2 separate regions of the Homo sapiens genome follow, and region 2 is linked to region 1. A link is a loop called in an ENCODE intact Hi-C map of the cell type or tissue named here. Cell type or tissue: PC-3. All regions are shown on one strand. Links, peaks and the distances in the headings refer to the core of each region. The heading gives the core; the rest is flanking DNA.

Region 1 (2,815 bases), core at 273-2,772:
GAATTCTTATGGGAAAAAATGGGTTTTCAATTTGCCAATGCACTAGATAGCATGCAGAGATATGAACAAAAAGTTTATCTTGCCATTGCTGTGAATTTGGCAGCAGTCTTGGTTCTACGGGGCTATGGCCCAGGCTGATTAGGTATTCAGAATCTTGCTTAGTGTCTCTTTGGGCTAAACAAACCCATGAGGGACACAGGATAGAACAGCATTAAGGAAAGAAAAGCCAATCGCGCGCGTGTGTGTGTGTGTTTACAGATAAAAAAGAAAATGGGAACCAGAGAGGATCAAACATTTAGAAAATGAAATTTCAGCACTAGGTTGTGAGTTCATTCCCAGGAGTCTAAGCTGGGCTCTGCAAGGGACTGACCAGTTATGATAAACTGCTTCACCTCTATGAATCTCAATTTCCTCAGCTGAGAAGTCATTTGGAATAGGTTGGCAGATCTCAACCCTCACTGCACATTAGAATCAGCCAGGTAAATCTCAAAAATAATGCTAACTATGCCCATTCCAGAACAATTGAACATATACTTAGGTACAGGCCTCTGGCTCAGTATTAAAAAGAAATCTTCAGCCTGGGCACAGTGGCTCACGCCTGTAATCCCAGCATTTTGGGAGGACAAGACGGGCGGATCACCTGAGGTTGGGAGTTCGAGACCAGCCTGACTAACATGGAGAAACCCCGTCTCTACTAAAAATACATAATTAGCCGGGCGTGGTGGCACATGCCTGTAATCCCAGCTACTCGGGAGGCTGAGGCAGGAGAATCGCTTGAACCCGGGAGGTGGAGGTTGTGGTGAGCCGAGATCGTGCCATTTCATTGCACTCCAGCCTGGGCAACAAGAGTGAAACTCCATCTCAAAAAAAAAAAAAAAAAAAAAAAGAAAGAAATCTTCAGGTGATTTTGATGTAGACCTGCGCCCTGAGCCGGGAACCAGGGCCTCAATTATCCCTAATGTCTATTGTATGTCTGAAATTCTCTGACTGAGAGATATGGGACTCAATCCCTGGACCCACTTCCTGTTCTGTGAGGCCCAGATTCAGTATTTTACGACTCAATGCCTTGTTTCCTCACCTACACAATGGGTAATGAATTCCTTAGTCTCTTCTTCATTCACAGGATGATATGGAAAAAGAATGTTATTCTGAGTGTATTTTTTAAAAATTATAATATGATAATATGGACAAATGCTAAGCCATTTCTGCTGAAGGGTCTCAAATATCCAATCACAACTTATTAAGGAATGGGCTCCATAGAAATTTCCCCTGTCTTTTCCAGGGTCATCTCTTGTAGTCTAAAATCTCTTATCAGCTTGCTAATGGCCAGGTAGAATAGGATCTAGTGATCTGGTTACCTAATGAAAAGCTGATTTCTTGTTAGAAACAAATTCAGCCCCTAGGTGGTACTACTTCCTTGGGCTTCTCTGTCTCCTCAGCAGTCCTTTCCATCAGTTTGTACTGCAGAAGTTGCTACTGTACTTGTTTTTTGGTAATCATAGTTAAATGAAGGCATTGTAGTGACATGAAAGACACACAAGATGCTTTCATGCTAGAATCATAAAAACCAAAGGCTTGACTGAATCGATCAATCCATTTCCATGTTCCTGCATCTTTGATTTTCCTCACGTTTTTCATTTAATTATAAAAGTCAGGTTTCTAGATATTTCTCTTTTTAATTTATAATTTAACATTTAACAATTGGAATATCTCTGCTAATTACATGTTATATACTCTTTTGAATGTATTCAATCACAAAGATATTTTTAGCTATAGCCTATTTTCTGAGGAATGTAATTCTCAGTGTTCTGACCACTGTATGAAAACTATTTTCTTGGCTTCTGAGATTTTTCCTAAACTACTTCCAGTCGCATCCATGGAGAGAGGACTTGGACTCCAGAAATTCTTCGTTGCAAATGATTTGATGATTTACATATCTTCTCATGAAACTTCAAGAGACCTCTCAGCCCATGATATCACTCAGCCCACCTTGACCCACAGTTTGGTTTACTGCAACCTATTCAAGTACTACTAGAATTTTTATTAGCTCATTTTTTTTTTTTTTTTACATTTCAGGCATATTTTGAAACAACTATAGACACAAGAAATTTCAGAAAAGATCCTGTGTACTTTTCATCCAAATTCCCCAAATAGTGACATCTTATATAGCTGTAGTACAATATTAAAACCAGGAAGATGACATGGATACTGTGTATATATTTTGAAGATAAAATATGACATGAATCTTACAAACCCAGGTACACTGGATTTTTTTACTTAACATAAAAAATCTTACGTACATATTTTTCCTCCCAAACTAAACATTCCTTTTCTAAGTGATGCCAGTTTAATTATTCATGTGATCTATTATATAATACACCAACAACCGTCTCTGAATAACAAAATTAACAAAACACCTCCAGAATGGTGCTAAGTAGAGTTTAAGAATTTTTTTCGGCCAGGCGCGGTGATTCACACCTGTAATCCCAGCACTGTGGGAGGCCAAGATGGGCGGATCACCTGAGGTCAGGGGTTCGAGACCATGCTGGCCAACATGGCAAAACCCTGTCTCTACTGAAAATACAAAAATTAGCTGGGTGTGGTGGCACCCACCTGTAATCCCAGCTACTCAGGAGGCGGAGGCAGGAGAATCACTTGAACCCAGGAGGCGGAGATTGCAGTGAGCTGAGATCATGCCACTGCACTCCAGCCTGGGTGACAGAGCGAGACACTGTCTCAAAAAAAAAAGAATTTTTTTCCATGTTAGTTTTGTTTATAAGCTATATCCTATTAAAAATGTAGAGTCAAATTACAG
Region 2 (2,815 bases), core at 22-2,521, 61 kb after region 1:
TGTAAAGGGAGCAACAGAGTTCCTCAGTGGATGGGGCAGAGGAGGATGCCCATCAGCTGGCACGTGCCAGTGAGTTCTCCAGGTGATTTTCCCATTTGGAAATTTTTAGCACAACTGGGGAGGAGCAGCCCAATCTCTTCCTGTTCCTATAGCCTCTGGAAATAGGAGCACCTTGATGTGAACCTGAGTCCAGCATAGTTCAGAGAGCCCCCCTCAGACCTCCTCAGGTCAGTGGCTATAGACACACCTAAAGACAGGACCCTGTAAAACCTTTCCTGCAAGCTGGCTACTAAGACGCCTTGCTCTCTGGTCAATCCCACTCACACAGACACAATTAACATCACTCTTGACCAGGAACTTATTCTATATAAAAGGGTATTCTATATACTGAGGTATTTGGCAGTGAATTCCTCTTACCCATCTCATCCCCAAACATGACATTGCAGAGCATCTTCAAGTCCTTGGGGCAGAGTAAGGTAGGGAATCCAGTTTTCCTTTTCTGCCCCCCTGAATGGTCGATGGGGTCTTCCCTCCCTGGCAATCACCTCCTCACTCCTTTCCTAGAGATGCTTGGTGGGAAAGGCATCCTTTTCTCTTAGTTCTCCCTAACATGCTATCCCCTGAAGAACTCCAGGAGGTCAATATATAAATTTAAAAATCAAGTTTACTGAGATTATGCTTTATATACAATAAGATGCACCCATTTTCAGTGTATAGTCTGATGAGTTTTGGTAAATGTTTATGCATATGTAGCCACCATCACTACCTCCCTATAGACTATTCCTATGATTCTAAAAAGATTCTTTTGGGAGCCTTCCTACTCAATCCCCACCATCTCCAGGCAACCACTGATCTGCTTCCCACCATTAGAGATTAGACTAGTTTTAGATAATAGATTAGGTCATTACACTTTTGAGGAGAAATTCTTTTTTTGCTGCTGACCAGCATTCACTACATCAATAAAAATAAATGCTAAGCTTTGGGTTTGTTTTTATATAAGAAATGACAAAAATGCCCATTTGTAAGAATTGTTTCTTCCACTTCCCACCTTAAAGTAATGCAACGTTTCAGGGCAAAATTGCCTTCTTCATGAGTGGGTTTGCAGTACTGATTGTATCTTTCACAATATCTGTTGAAAATAAATTCCTCCTTTTAAAATTACAAGAAAAAAAGCCTGTGACTTAATCTTTTCAAACAAAATGACAATAACAGAAAAACCCAAAAGAGTAATTCCCTTAGGTCTACCCTTGAATCAGCCAAGTTTGTGGCTGAGTGAAATACACCGCTCCTGCCAAGCCTTCCTCTCATTGCAGGAAATAGCTGCACACAGGGAGGAAACATGAGCTGATGCATTCCCCACCCTGCCTCCCCCCATGTAGTTCCGTAGGGAACCATTCCAGAAACTTAAGAAGCCTGTGTGTACACCAAAAAAAGCCACAGGGAAAAACCCCTCAAACATCTTACAAATGCTCAGACTGATAAAGACATATTGAATCTATAAACATCAGGACAATTCAGGAATGTGCCTGCACAGTAAGAAACTCAACTTACAATTTGCACTCAAAAACAAGCATGATTATGCATTCTTATTTCACTGACCTCATGACTGCCCTCTGTGTCTCTGCTGTTCCGAAAAGCTGGTGACCAGGCTGATTTGTTCTTCAGAAGTCTTCCTGTCTGCCTCAAGTAAATACTGAAGGAACTATATAAAGGGGTGGGAGAGTAGGGCACGCATCAGCTGATGTTTTCTCCGTTTTTGAGTAATTGCTTTTAGGGGAAGGAAGAGGAAACTGGAAAGTGAAACTAATTTAAAATCGTTGGGAGGAGGAAAATGAAACCTAACGGCTTGAGACCTGCAATGGCTGAGCCAGAGTACGTTATTCAAAACTGTGACTAAAATTTGTTTGAGAGAATGTGGAAGCATTCCTAATGTAAACCAAAAAATTAAATTCTAAGGCCATACTCACCAACCATGTGACTGGACCCCTGCTTTTGGCCAAGGGCATTCCAAAGTTAACCTGAAAACTGATGTGAAGGGGAAGCTGGATATGCCTCATTACATCCTTTTTCCTTTTGGAATTACTAATAGAACACACTCTTTTTTTGTTTTTGTTTTTGTTTTTTTTTGAGACAGAGTCTTACTCTGTTGCCCAGGCTGGAATGCAGTGGCATGATTGCGTCTCACTGCAACCTCTGCCTCCTGGGTTCAAGTGATTCTCTTGCCTCAGCCTCCCGAGTAGCTGGGATTACAGGCACCCACCACCATGCCCGGCTAATATTTGTATTTTTAGTAGAGACGAGGTTTCGCCATGTTGGTCAGGCTGGTCTTGAACTCCTGATAGCAGGTGATCCAACCACCTTGGCCTCCCAAAGTGCTGGGATTACAGGCATGAGCCACTGCACCCAGCCAGAACATGCTCTTTTTAAGTGTATTAAGAAACATTTACAACCTATTCTCTCTGAAGCCTGCTACTTGGAGGCTTCATCTGCATAATAAAACCTTGGTCTCCACGACCCAGACATTCCTTTCTAATGATTGTCTATTGAATTTCTATTGGATGTCTCCAAACATTCCTTTCTATTGATAATAACTCTTTCAACAAATTGTCAATCAGAAAATCTTTGAATCTGCCTATGACTTGGAAGCTGCCCCGCTTCCCTGTTTCCAATTGTCCCACCTTTCTGGACCTAGCCAATGTACACCTTACATGTATTGATTGATGCCTTATGTCTCCCTAAAATGTATAAAACCAAGTTGTGGCCTGGCACATGTTCTCAGGATCTCCTGAGGGCTGTGTCACAGGCCATAGGTCAT

Evidence for each region. A loop is a pair of places that touch in the nucleus more often than their neighbours do. Peaks named below come from ENCODE experiments on the same cell type or tissue, not always from the same donor. Only the 100,000 strongest peaks of a DNase experiment are listed, where the experiment ranks them.
Region 2: a loop joins it to region 1, with 3.0 times the contacts of the local background. A loop is called at or near these places in 26 of 110 quality-filtered maps.

The regions. Positions count from the first base shown.
Region 1 is chr10:89,388,047-89,390,861 of GRCh38, reverse strand. It overlaps a transcript of LIPA not described here. Among named protein-coding and RNA genes, the nearest start is that of IFIT1, 3.2 kb to the left of the region's middle. In PC-3, for the core only: a CTCF peak has its summit at 1,411 (motif pointing right); a DNase peak (open chromatin) is centred at 1,431.
Region 2 is chr10:89,326,863-89,329,677 of GRCh38, reverse strand. It overlaps IFIT3 (interferon induced protein with tetratricopeptide repeats 3), which reads right to left and starts at 1,681. Exons shown (of 2, transcript NM_001549.6): 1 at 1,600-1,681. The coding sequence starts at 1,604. It also overlaps a transcript of LIPA not described here. RefSeq lists a silencer at 1,304-1,353 and an enhancer at 1,674-1,913. In PC-3, for the core only: no CTCF peak of the experiment used is centred there; a DNase peak (open chromatin) is centred at 1,347; H3K4me3 peaks cover 1,771 bases; H3K27ac peaks cover 1,979 bases.